Linked DNA regions of Homo sapiens: region 2 is linked to region 1. A link is a contact called in ENCODE Hi-C or POLR2A ChIA-PET data. All regions are on one chromosome and are shown on one strand. The core of a region is the stretch at or near the end of the contact, and the rest is flanking DNA. Distances in the headings are between cores, read along the strand shown. Region 1 has its middle 36 kb from the start of LINC02649. Region 2 overlaps PRKCQ (protein kinase C theta).

Region 1 (7,151 bases), core at 1,533-4,032:
CGAACTATACAATGGCTCCTATAACTGGTAATGATGTTGGAATTTGTAGAGCAGAAATTAAGCAAGGGATTCATGAAGCCATTGGATCAAGATGGAAAATTCGTGAAGCCATAAGGACCAAGATGGAAAAATTGAACTCTGGCTTAAATCAATAGATAATGGTATATGTGTTCAGCAAGTCAAGGATAACTCTCCAACCTTATTGGTTGGTCTGAGATTTGGGAACCAAGTACTCCAAATCAATGGTGAAAACTGTGCAGGCTGGAGCTCAGATAAAGTGCACAAGGTGCTCAAACAGGCTTTTCAAGAGAAGATTTCTACGTCCATTCATGACAGGCCCTTTGAATGGACAATTACCATGCATAAGGATAGCACTGGACATGTTGGTTTTATCATTTAAAATGGAAAAATAGACCGGACGTCGTGGCTCACGCCTGTAATCCCAGCACTTTGGGAGGCCAAGGCAGGCAGATCACCTTATGTCAGGAGTTTGAGACCAGCCTGGCCAATGTGGTGAAACCCCATCTCTACTAAAACTACAAAAATTAGCCAGGCATGGTGGTGCACACCTATAATCCCAGCTACTCAGGAGGCTGAGGCAGGAAAATTGTTTGAATCCAGGAGGCAGGGGATGAAGTGAGCCGAGATTGCACCACTCCACTCCAGCCTGGCCAACAGAGTAAGACTCCATCTCCGAAAGAAAGAAAGAAAGAAAAGATAACATCCATAGTGAAAGACAGTTCTGTAGCCAGAAATGGTCTTCTCACAGAACACAACATCTGTGAAATCAACAGACAGAAGGTCACTGGACTGAAGGACTCTCAAATTGCAGACATACTGTCAACATCTGGGACTCGAGTTACTATTACAATCATGTCTTCTTTTATCTTTGAACAGATTAAGTGGATGACACCAAGCATGATGAAAAGCCTAATAGACCACACCATTCCTGAGGGTTTAAAATTCATCACACGACGGAAATGTAGCTGAACGTCTCCGTTTCCTTCTTTGGCAACTTCTGTATTCTGCACGTGAGGCTTTCTGGGGCCAGCAATTGAGCATACGCTGCATGAGGATCTTTCCATCTCACATTATGGCTGGGAATCTTACTGTTTCATCTGATAACCTGTTCAGATTTCAAGAGAGCTGTAGCCTTATCCTGGTTTTATAGAGGTGAAACTTTCAAGAGATTTACTGACTTTCCTGGAATAGTTGCTTTTCCGGAAACCTGATACTTTCATAAGCCATTGTGATTAGAATGACTGATACAGGCTTAGCTTTGTGTGAGAACCAGTCACCTTTCTCCTAGGCCATGAGAAGTGCTGTTCATGTTACTTTAGTTCTATGGGATGTTTGCATTTTTAACACATTCTACCACAGTACACTTAGAATGATTGCCCTTGATAGTTTTTTTTTTTTTTAATTCTGTGTATGTGTGTATAAAATGCCAATTAAGAACACTGGTTTCGGGCCAGGCACGGTGGCTCACGCCTGTAATCCCAGCACTTTGGAAGGTTGAAGTGGGCAGATCACGAGGTCAGGAGATCGAGACCATCCTGGCTAGTAGAGATGGTGAAACCCTGTCTCTACTAAAAATACAAAAAAATTAGCTGGGTGTGGTGGTGGGCGCCTGTAGTCCCAGCTACTCGGGAGGCTGAGGCAGGAGAATGGCATGAACCCAGGAGGCGGAGCTTGCAGTGAGCCGAGATTGCGCCACTGCACTCCAGCCTGGGCGACAGAGTGAGACTCTGTCTCAAAAAAAAAAAAAAAAAAAAAAAAGAAAAAAAAAAAGTACACTGGTTTCGGCTGGGTGCTGTGGCTCACACTTGTAATCCCAGCACTTTGGGATGCTGAGGTGGGAGGATCACTTGAGATCAGGAGTTCGAGACCAGCCTGGCCAACATGGTGAAAACCTGTCTCTACTAAAAATATAAAACTTAGCCAGGCATGGTGGCACATGCCTGTAATCCCAGCTACTCGGGAGGCTGAGGCAGCAGAATTGCTTGAACTCGGGAGGTGGAGGTTGCAGTGAGCCAAGATCAAACCACTGTATGCCAGCCTAAGCAACAGAGTGAGACTTTGTCTCAAAAAAAAAAAAAAAAAAAAAAAAAACCACTGGTTTCCTTCCACGTAAGCATTAAACAGTGTATGTAGGTTGTAAGAGATGGTGATGATTGTTCTGAAATCTTAACTACCTTCACTTAATGTGCTTGAACTGTCGCCTTAACTGTGTTAAGCATCCAGACTAAAAGCTGAAATAGAATTACTGCTGCCTTTCTAAAACGCAAAATGTGGTTCTCTATTAATCTGAAATGTACACTAGCCCAGAGCAGTTTAATGATACTTAACGAGCTATAGCATAGCATAGCTGCTTAGTTGTATTTGAGATTTTCTAGTCAATGCATAATGGAAACTTCTTTCTTCTGAAAGTTGCCAGTAGCACTATAGATTGAATGTAAAAATTGTTCTAGTAAACAGGACACTTTTTTTTTTTTTTTTTTTGAGACAGAGTCTCACTTATTCCACTGCCCAGGCTGGAGTGCAGCGGCACAATCTCTGCTCAATGCAACCTCTGCCTCTTGGGCTTGAGCAATTCTCCTGCCTCAGCCTCTTGAGTAGCTGGGACTGCAGACATGCACCACCATGCCCAGCTAATCTTTTTATTTTTTGTGGAGACAGGGTTTCACCATGTTGACCAGGCTGACCTCAAGTGATCCGCCCACCTTGGCCTCCCAAAGTGCTGGGATTATAGGCATGAGCCACCACGCCCAGCCTGAACAAGATAAACTTTTGACTCCTCTTTTTTTTCATTTGTGGATTAAGTGGTATAATACTTAACTTTGGCATTTGACTCTGAAGATTATGTAACCTAGCCACTTCAGATGGTTTTAGAATATTTTTCTAGTAATTTGTTGCACTTCCTGATTCCTCCTTGCAAACTAAATGACAGGACACTTTATCCTGATTATTTTCTTGTTTTTGATTTATGCCTATTCTATTTTAATTAAATATGTACACATAAAGTTAAAAACAAAAATAAAAAATGAAACTCATGTATGCAACAAACATGTAATGGGAATACCACACAGAAAAAAAGAGAAAGAGACAGAAAAAAATATTTGAAGTAATAATGGATGAAAATTTTCCAAAATTAATGACAGATACCAAACCACAAAACCAGGAAGCTCAGAGGAGGATAAATACACCAAGCATGATAAATACCAAAGAAATGTACATCTAGAAAATCAAAGACAGGCCAGGCGTGGTGGCTTATGCCTGTAATCCCAACACTCTGGGAGGCCAAGGCAGGCAGATCACCTGAGGTCAGGAGTTCGAAACCAGTCTAGCCAACATGGTGAAACCCCGTCTCTACTAACAATACAAAAAAAAAGTTAGCTGGGCATGGTGGTGGGTGCCTGTAATCCCAGCTACTCAGGAGGCTGAGGCACAAGAATCATTTGTACCCAGGAGGTGGAGGTTGTAGTGAGCTGAGATCGCACCACTGCACTCCAGCCTGGGCAATAGAGCAAGACTCTGTCTCAAAAAAAAAAAAAAAAATCAAAGACAAAAAGAAAATCTTGAAAGAAGCCAGAAGATTATCTCAATAGATGCAGAAAAGGCCTTTGACAAAATTCAACAACGCTTCATGCTAAAAACTCTCAATAAATTAGGTATTGATGGGACATATCTCAAAATAATAAGAGCTATCTATGACAAACCCACAGCCAATATCATACTGAATGGGCAAAAACTGGAAGCATTCTCTTTGAAAACTGGCACAAGACAGGGATGCCCTCTCTCACCACTCCTATTCAACATAGTGTTGGAAGTTCTGGCCAGGGCAATCAGGCAGGAGAAGGAAATAAAGGGTATTCAATTAGGAGAAGAGGAAGTCAAATTGTCCCTGTTTGCAGATGACATGATTGTATATCTAGAAACCCCCACTGTCTCAGCCCAAAATCTCCTTAAGCTGATAAGCAACTTCAGCAAAGTCTCAGGATACAAAATCAATGTACAAAAATCACAAGCATTCTTATACACCAATAGCAGACAAACAGAGAGCCAAATCATGAGTGAACTCCCATTCACGATTGCTTCAAAGAGAATAAAATACCTAGGAATCCAACTTACAAGGGACGTGAAGGACCTCTTCAAGGAGAACTACAAACCACTGCTCAATGAAATAAAAGAGGATACAAACAAATGGAAGAACATTCCATGCTCATGGGTAGGAAGAATCAATATCATGAAAATGGCCATACTGCCCAAGGTAATTTATAGATTCAATGCCATCCCCATCAAGCTACCAATGACTTTCTTCACAGAATTGGAAAAAACTACTTCAAAGTTCATATGGAACCAAAAAGAGCCCGCATCGCCAAGTCAATCCTAAGCCAAAAGAACAAAGCTGGAGGCATCACGCTACCTGACTTCAAACTATACTACAAGGCTACAGTAACCAAAACAGCATGGTACTGGTACCAAAACAGAGATATAGATCAATGGAACAGAACAGAGCCCTCAGAAATAATGCCACTTATCTACAACTATCTGATCTTTGACAAACCTGAGAAAAACAAGCAATGGGGAAAGGATTCCCTATTTAATAAATGGTGCTGGGAAAACTAGCTAGCCATATGTAGAAAGCTGAAACTGGATCCCTTCCTTACACCTTACACAAAAATTAATTCAAGATGGATTAAAGACTTAAATGTTAGACCTAAAACCATAAAAACCCTAGAAGAAAACCTAGGCATTACCATTCAGGACATAGGCATGGGCAAGGACTTCATGTCTAAAACACCATAAGCAATGGCAACAAAAGCCAAAATTGACAAATGAGATCTAATTAAACTAAAGAGCTTCTGCACAGCAAAAGAAACTACCATGAGAGTGAACAGGCAACCTACAAAATGGGAGAAAATTTTCGCAACCTACTCATCTGACAAAAGGCTAATATCCAGAATCTACGATGAACTCAAACAAATTTACGAGAAAAAAACAAACAACCCCATCAAAAAGTGGGTGAAGGACATGAACAGACACTTCTCAAAAGAAGACATTTATGCAGCCAAAAAACACATGAAAAAATGCTCACCATCACTGGCCATCAGAGAAATGCAAATCAAAACCACAGTGAGATACCATCTCACACCAGTTAGAATGGTGATCATTAAAAAGTCAGGAAAAAACAGGTGCTGGAGAGGATGTGGAGAAATAGGAACACTTTTACACTGTTGGTGGGACTGTAAGCTAGTTCAACCATTGTGGAAGACAGTGTGGCGATTCTGCAAGGATCTAGAACTAGAAATACCATTTGACCCAGCCATCCCATTACTGGGTATATACCCAAAGGACTATAAATCATGCTGCTATAAAGACACATGCACACGTATGTTTATTGTGGCACTATTCACAATAGCAAAGACTTGGAACCAACCCAAATGTCCAACAATGATAGACTGGATTAAGAAAATGTGGCACATATACACCATGGAATACTATGCAGCCATAAAAAAGGATGAGTCCATGTCCTTTGTAGGGACATGGATGAAATTGGAAATCATCATTCTCAGCAAACTATTGCAAGGACAAAAAACCAAACACCGCGTGTTCTCACTCATAGATGGGAATTGAACAATGAGAACACATGGACACAGGAAGGGGAACATCACACTCTGGGGACTGTTGTGGGGTGGGGGGAGGGGGGAGGGATAGCATTAGGAGATATAACTAATGCTAAATGACGAGTTAATGGATGCAGCACACCAGCATGGCACATATATACATGTGTAACTAACCTGCACATTGTGCACATGTACCCTAAAACTTAAAGTATAATAATAATTAAAAAAAAAAAAAAAGAAAGAAGCCAGACGAAAGAAAAAAACACCGTACCTACAGAGGAACTAGGATTAAAAAGTATAATGGGCTTCTTTTTGAAACGAATGCAAGCAAGAATAAAGTGGAGTGAGATATTTAAAGTGTTGGAAGAAAAATAATCAATCTAGAGTATTGTACCCAGTGAAATTATCTTTCAGAAGTGAAGGAGAAATAAAGACACTCCCAGAAAAATACTGAGGAAATCTGTCTCCAATAGAACTGCCTTGCAAGAAATATTAAAAGAAGTTTTTCAGAGAGAAGGAAAACAATGTTGGTCAGAAGCTCAAATCTACATAAAGAAAGGATGGAGAAAGAATGAATGAAGGTAAATAAAATCTTTTATTTTTCTTATTCTTAATTGATCTAACAGATAGCAGTTTGTTCAAAATAATAATAGTAATAATGTATTTGGTGATTATAGCTTATAGATAAGTGAAATTAATGACAGCAATCATATAACGGACAAGAGGGAGGAACTGGGAGTACTCTGCTATAAAGTACAGTCAGGTGTCACTTAATGGCAGGGACGTATTCTGAGATATGTGTCATCAGGTGATTTTGTCCTTCTGCAAACATCACAGAGTGTACTTACACAAACCTAGATAGTATAGCCTACTGCACACCTAGGCTATATTGTACAGCCTATTGTTGCTAGGTTACAATCCTGTACAGCATGTTGCTGTACTAAATACTGTAGGAAATTGTAACACTATGGTAAATATTTGTTTATCTAAATACATAGCCAACATCAGAAAGGTACAGTAAAAATACAGTATTATAATCTCAGCCAGGTTCAGTGGCTCGTGCCTGTAATCCCAGCACTTTGAGAGGCCCGGGCAGGCAGGTCACTTGAGGTCAGGAGTTCAAGACTAGCCCAGCCAACATGGTGAAACCCCGTCTCTACTAAAAATACAAAAGTTAGATGGGCATGATGGTGACAGGTGCCTGTAATCCCAGCTACTCAGGAGGCTGAGGCAAGATAATTGCTTGAACCCAGAAGATGGAGGTTGCAGTGAGCTGAGATTGCACCACTGCACTGTGGCCTGGGTGACAGAGTGAGGCTCCAAAACAAAACAAAACAAAACAAAAAAACAGTATTATAATCTCTTATGGAAGCACCATTGTATATGCAGTCTATCATTGACTGAAACATCATTATACAGTGCACTATACTTGCACTACCTGCGAAGTTGTTCAATGTTATTTCCAAGTAAAACTAGATTAGTTGTAAATGTATATTGCAAATTCTAGGGCAACCAATTAAAAAG
Region 2 (7,151 bases), core at 1,744-4,243, 210 kb before region 1:
TGGGAGGTTGACCTTGCCTCCAATATAAGTGGTAGAGACCCCATCTTCTTTTTATTTAATTTTTTTATGTATTTTTTTTTTCTTGAGACAGAGTTTCGCTCATGTCGCCCAGGCTGGAGTGCAATGGTGCTATGTTGGCTCGCCGCAACCTCCGCCTCCCGAGTTCAAGCGATTCTCCTGCCTCAGCCTCCTGAGTATCTGGGATTACAAGCATGTTCCACCATGCCCAGCTAATTTTGTATTTTTTTTAGTAGAGACGGGGTTTCACCATATTGGTCAGGCTGGTCTCAAACTCCCGACTTCAGGTGATCTGCCTGCCTCGGCCTCCCAAAGTGCTGGGATTACAGTTGTAAGCTACCACGCCCAGCCGAGACCCTGTCTTCTGTTTGTCTCTACACTTTAGGATGCAGTTGCTTCCTCCCGCCTTCTCCTCCTGCTCCTCTGCCTCAGAGACAGCTGCTCCCTTTCTTGGTTGCACACCTCTCATCCCAGCAGTCCTGCTCTATCAATAAACTTTACCTCTGACATCCTCAACTCTTCCTTCTCTCTGCAGTTTCTTCCTTATTCCCAAGACATACTGCATTATGCATCTTCCCCAATCTTGAACATCATCTCTTCTTTTTTTTCACCTTTTTACCTCCTTGAGTTTTTTTTTCTTTCCCTAACACATTCCTTTAAAAAGTAGTTTATATTTATCAGTTTCTTTTTCTTCCCTTCTACTTCTATTCTTAGACCCTAAGACTCTGGGTCTCCAAGATTATGAGTTCTCACAAGTGGTTCCTGCTTCTTAGCCTTCAATTTCCTTGATATCTCTCTATCATACAATGCTGAAAACTTCATTTCTTTTCAGCTTGCCTGATGTGATATTGTCCAGGTTTTCCTCTTAATTTTTCAGCTGCCTCTTCTTGGTCTCTTTTGCCATTTCTTTTCCTACCTCCTAAAAAATATGGGTACACATATCTCGGAGCCTATTCCACACCATCATATATTGCCTCTTAAGGTTGGCTGTTCTGTGCCTGTGCCACGTCTCCCTGACTTGACTGTTAGCCATGCAAGGGTGAGGAATAATGTGTTTCTTCAGCACACTCAGCAAGGCAGTTTACTCACAGCTGCTCAGGAAACTTGTAATTTGATTGACTACAAACAAGTGATAGGTTAGACCACATAAATAGATTAGAATCCATTAGTATAAAAGAAAAAAAATTGCAAAAACCAATGAGCTCATTCAAACCAGTAAATAGAGAAATAAATATAGTCAATACAAAAAAAATTAAAGAATTCTATGTTTTTACATTTATTCTTTTGTAATGATTGAAATAGAGAATAATGAAAATCACAGAAAATAACAGGGTATTAATTCATTTCTAGAAATTCCTGATATTTTAAAAAAATTATAGTACTATAGTCTAATGTAGAAATTGTGTATATAACTATATATTTATAGTTTATAAAAATATAAACTATATGTAGACATATATGTATATAAACATATATGTATAGATATATGTATAAAATATGTTTAATATACATATAAACATATATGATTTTTACAGTAAAAACCTGTATAGGGTCCCCATAATAATTCACTTTCATTCCCTGCATTTAAAAGTGTATTTATACTTATTTTTATTTTATTTTATTTCATCTGGACCAAAATAGAAACAAGTCACATGTTATAAACAAATGACCTACTATACTAGTCACAAGTTGTAAATAGATTTGGACATTTAGACCAGAACTTGTGGAAGAAGGTGATTAACTCAGTGATCCTTAATTTAACCCCTCATTTACCAAGCCAAATCTATTATTTCCAGCCTAGTTCCAGGTAAAAAGACCAAAATTACCTACTCTTAAAGTATTAGGCAAAGTATTATGTCCCATCTGTGGAACTGTTAGAGGGTTACTGGAAATGCTTTTTGTCTGGAAGTTGGGGTTGCCATAAAACAAATCTGCGGACACTACAGAAAAGACTTCAGTCCTACAATGTGTCCTGGGATGTGGCTGGATTCCTGGGGGAGGTTTCTACCCACACAGCTCCTCCTTTGTCTACCTAGAGTGTTTCTAATCTAGCCACTGTTAGGGATTGGACAATAAGGTATCTTGGAAGATAATTTGCCCCAAACGCATTGTCAGGCTACTGCCACTGCTTAGCCACAATAGAAGAAATTTAGTTTGAATATTATTAACTCATTGTGAAATATGATGAACCTGCTTTTTAAATGAAACCTCAATGTTTTGTATTTGTAACAAAATAGAAGAAGTAATCCAAGAGTCTTCAAGCTATTACAAAATTATAACTCTGGGATTTAAATTCATTATCCTTATTTATTTATTCACATATTTATTTGTGTATCATTTTTGTTACAGCAGTGGATATTTTTATTTCTTTACTGTTCCTTGTGTTATTCTCTCTCACCTGCTGTGTCCACTGTGCTGTTTAACCATGACTGCCTTACAATTTGGTGTTTCATGAGGACCTGGGCTTCAGCAAGGGCATCCTGAGCATTCTCATAATTTGACTATCTTAGTTTTTCAACCCTTTGGAAAGATGTCATTCAGGTATAGGGCACTGTAAACAGTGACTATCCAAAGCACTTTCACCAATATTTATGAGCCCAGAGTAAAATGAATAGATTGAATCTGATGGTTTGATGCTGATGACTAGGTAATGCACAGGATTACCTAGACACCAAAAAAATGCAGTGAGCTATTAATTTTCTGGCCTTTTTCACATTGGTAAATATGGTTGGCAGCTGGTGTGTCTGATCACTGTGGACATCAGGAACCAGGACACAATGTCCCAAAGTTCCTTTCTCCTCACACAAAATCCTGGTCAGCTCCCCCTAGTCTACTCCAGCATGTCTCCAACAACCTGCTATAAAGCATCCTGGCACCTCTGAAATGCTGTTCCCAAGAGGCTGTCAGTAACCATGTGATTCTCTAGAATTACAGACAGGAAAGCCTTTGCCACTTCCTGCCTTTTCTGACTGAGTCATCATTGATGGTGACAAAGAGAGGTTGATAGATCCCTTCAAAGTTCTAATCTCTGGTTTTGAAACTTGAAGAGGATATATCGCTCAGCCCAGTCAAAGAGGAGCGAAGGATTGAGCCAGCAATCCAACATTGTTTTCACCCTCTAACAATATGCCCTATGATGAATCTGTGTTGTAGAATTTGAGGAAAGATGCTTAGTGTGGTACCCACCATAATGAGTACCTGGAATGTTACAGCAGGTACTCAGAGCTGGTCCTCCTCCATCCCTTGCCCATCTCCCTCCCCTCCTGACCCAGCTTAGAATAGGAGTCGTCCTTTTGCAGAACTTCACTTTCTTCCCCTCTCTCTTCCTGTAGACACAAAGGACATGAATGAATTTGAGACGGAAGGCTTCTTTGCTTTGCATCAGCGCCGGGGTGCCATCAAGCAGGCAAAGGTCCACCACGTCAAGTGCCACGAGTTCACTGCCACCTTCTTCCCACAGCCCACATTTTGCTCTGTCTGCCACGAGTTTGTCTGGTACAGTAACTTGGCATCTCCCTCCAAGCTTCGGGTTATGCATTTTGTTGCGTCTTCTTAATCCTCTACGCTGGCATGCTCCACTGTGGGGGGTGTGCTGGAGTAAATGCTACCTCAGCGTTGTCAGGGACCTTGCCTGAACTGAGAAGGTTCAAATGGTGTGATCCAATAAAAGAGGTGCATGAGGAAGCCAGGTCTAGTCAGGAAAAATGCCCATGGGATTTTAGTTTCTGCCTCAATGGGGGGGCTATTGGGGGTAAGTGGGAAGAAACAGAAGTGAAAGGTATCTTTATTACAAACAGTTTTCCAGTTTTATAGTCAAAACTTCCCCCACCTAATGGCCCAACCCTGCTGGTGCTACTTTTTCCAGCAGGCAGCACTCTGCCATTGTAGCTAATGGTTTAAATGCTTATGAGGCTCTTGGGTATCTTAATAGCCATCAAACAGATCAGTTTAAACCTCAGTAACCACATAGCAAAGGCTATGACAGAGTGGAGACTTGAAATAACTCCTGTTTCTGGCTCTCAGCATCCTAGCCTATTAAGGGATACTCTTCCCTTTAGGCTACTGCAGAAACTGTTAAAGCACAGCTCCTGTGTAACCAGGGTATCCACATGCCAGATCGACTTGGCGGGTTTTCATCAGCCTGCTTTCGTCTAATCACTTGAACCTCCTTTCTCTCTAATCATGGATGTCACTCAGGAATCGGTCCTGCATGTGAGACTTTGTTGGTTGCAAATATTCTCAGATGCTCAGAAAGAGGAAATAAAATGTTACAGATGTCTTTGTTCGTCTGTAGTGAGCTCAGCGAGGCCATGAATTTTTAAATCTAGCACAGGGAAACGTGCTACGAAGAGTCTGTGATGCATGCATTTTCATTCATGCATTTTAATCTCTATATGTTTGGAAAATACAAGGATGATAAATCAGCCAGTTCTCATTTATTTAATTATCAAACTTTTTAAAACGCAGCTTCAAATGAAAAACACTCTGTTAATACTCTTGGCAAATGATACAACAGGGCTGCTGATCAGAAACTGCTCTGTGATCTTAGGGGGTTATGAGATCTCATCCATCTCTTAAATGCTGTTGGTGCTGATGTTGATGCCAACATTGAAATAAATCAGCGTGTGCTTTATTACAGGGGCCTGAACAAACAGGGCTACCAGTGCCGACGTAAGTAAGAGGGTTTTGGTTGCATTACCATCATTCTTTTTATTTAGTTATTCCTTAGGCTATGAAAATCTTAAGCTGTGATTTTTTTCTTCTTTTCAGAATGCAATGCAGCAATTCACAAGAAGTGTATTGATAAAGTTATAGCAAAGTGCACAGGATCAGCTATCAATAGCCGAGAAACCATGGTGAGTATTTACACTCCTCTTTGACGTGCAGTGATTTTTATCAGAACGTTAAATGTTACAGCCCACGAATTCTTCAGAATAATGCCAGAACTTGCATCCTCCCATTTATCAGTGAACATCCATCTCCCCAAAACTCTTTCCTCTTCAATAATGATTCTTACTGAATTACCCAAACCAGAGGATGAATTAGAAATTAGCCAGGCCTGGTGGCATAAGCCTGTAATCCCAGCTACTCAGGAGGTTGAGGCAGGAGAATCTCTTGAATTCGGGAGGCGGAGGTTGCAGTGAACCAGGACCATGCCACCGCACTCCAGTCTGGGCAACAGAGTGAGACTCCATCTCAAAAAGAAAAGAAAAAAAAAAAAGAAATCTGCACTTGTACCTCCTAAATATACACAAATTATATACAGGAAGAATTTTCATTGCTCTACTTTTCCAGAAAAATGGCATAGAAAGTGGCCAGAAAGCATAGTTTAGATTAATTATATGAGAATAATCCTTGTGGCACCCCCAGCTAGAAGTGACAGTAAAAGAGTAAATAAAGGCAAATGATGATAAGATACAGCAACATGGCATTTACAAGGTTAGAGATAATAACAGAGGCATAATTTTATGTTGAGAAGCAAATATTTCTTTTAGAGTAAACGTTGAGGTATAATCGGAAGACAAATTACATTTTACCTAATGGAGGGGGGAAACTGGGCTAGCACATGGGCAGTGTATCATTATGAATTTTAAATTTTTAAAAATTTATATGTATTTAGGAGGTACAAGTGCAGATTTCTTTTTTCAATTTTTTTTTTTTTTTTTTTTTTTTTGAGATGGAATCTTACTCTGTTTACCCAGGCTGGAGTGCAGTGGTGTCATCTTGGTTCACTGCAACTTCCACCTTCCAGGATCAAGAGATTCTCCTGCCTCAGCCTCCTGAGTAGCTGGGATTACGGGCATATGCCACCACGCCTGGCTAATTTTCGTATTTTTAGTAGAGATGCGGTTTCACCATGTTGGCCAGGCTGGTCTCAAACTCCTGACCTCAGGTGATTCACCTGTCTTGGCCTTCCAAAGTGCTGGGATTATAGGCATGAGCCACCACACCTGGCCTACAAGTACAGATTTCTTCTATGCCTATATTACCTGGTGGGGAAGTCTGGGCTTCTAGTGAACCCACCATCCGAAGAGTGAATATTACACCCAATAGGTAATTTTCAATCCTCCCTCCCTCCCATCCTGCCATCTGTAGTCTCCAATGTCTATTACTCCACTCTGTCACTCATTATGAAATCTTTTGACTTCCTTCTCCCACCGTTTCCTTTTTCATTCCACAAATCCTCACTGGGTATCTGATTCATGGAAGATACCGCATTCTTCCAATGACAGCATAACACAAAACAGACGTGGTCCTGCGAAGTTGGAGAAACAGATAATAAACAGCTATGTATGGCTTCGATTTATATTAAGTGCTACAAAGATAGTGAACAAGGTGCAAGGTGGAGAGTAAGCATGTGGCCTACTGAGACTCTGTGGTCCGGGAATCTCCCCAACGGAGGGAACATTGAAACTGACAGCTGAAGAGTGACAGAGCTGGTTAGGTGAAGAGCAGGAGGAAGGAAGCTCCTTACAGGCTGGAAGACCCTGCTGAGGGAGAGTCCAATGTGTTCCAGGAACTGAAATGGGACCAGTGTGGTGACAGCTGCAAGGGCTGCGCAGACTGGAAGCCCACACTGGGGAAGGCACCAAGGCCTGGGTCATGCGGGGTTTCTTTGGAGCCTGGAAAAATGATTGTATTTTGTGCAACTTGTAGTAGAAAGCCCACTTTGGGATGCTGTAGTAGAAATAGTGCGTTGAGATGTGAAAGTGAAACCAGAGGAGATGGAAGGAATCCTCCAAGCGGGGAGGTTGGTGGTTTATACCAGTGAGACGTCAGCAGAGGTGGAGCAAAGGGGCAGGTTCTCAGGTGATTTTGATGTTAGAAATGACTGGATTTGCCAAAAGATTAGATGAAAGAGGTGGATATAAGGATGATGCCGCAGGTTCTGGCTTCTGCCCGAGGCCGAGCAGTGTGGTAGATAACAGAGCCACGACGGAGTGAAGAAGACTGGAAGGAGAGATGAATTTTTCCAGTTTGGACATGTTGAGTCGGAGAGGTGGACATCCAAGTTGAAGCATCAAATAGACAATTTCACATGAGCTTGGAATTCCTCTGGGACAAGGGCCCAACCCTATAAATTTGACAGTGACCATCATATAGGTAGATTTTAAAGTTGCTGAAGAGATTGC

Evidence for each region. Hi-C counts contacts between places; a loop is a spot of excess contacts on that map. ChIA-PET counts read pairs that join two places held with the same protein, here RNA polymerase II (POLR2A). Pooled maps may share reads with other maps.
Region 2: a loop to region 1 is called in a pooled map, with 1.8 times the contacts of the local background. The contact joins two enhancer-like sites. A Hi-C loop is called at or near these places in 2 of 37 single-sample maps with no recorded cell type and 3 of 50 pooled maps. POLR2A ChIA-PET finds 5 or more read pairs at or near these places in 1 of 52 experiments (activated CD4-positive, alpha-beta T cell).

What each region holds. Positions count from the first base shown.
Region 1 is chr10:6,286,907-6,294,057 of GRCh38, reverse strand. It overlaps a transcript of PFKFB3 not described here and the pseudogene SDCBPP1. Among named protein-coding and RNA genes, the nearest start is that of LINC02649, 36 kb to the left of the region's middle. Within about 2 kb of position 2,782, at least 3 of the 41 ENCODE cell types and tissues checked have a DNase peak (open chromatin) inside an H3K27ac peak, as active enhancers do.
Region 2 is chr10:6,494,758-6,501,908 of GRCh38, reverse strand. PRKCQ (protein kinase C theta) reads left to right here. Exons shown (of 18, transcript NM_006257.5): 5 at 3,351-3,513; 6 at 4,658-4,689; 7 at 4,789-4,874. Among named protein-coding and RNA genes, the nearest start is that of PRKCQ, 82 kb to the left of the region's middle. Within about 2 kb of position 2,993, at least 5 of the 41 ENCODE cell types and tissues checked have a DNase peak (open chromatin) inside an H3K27ac peak, as active enhancers do.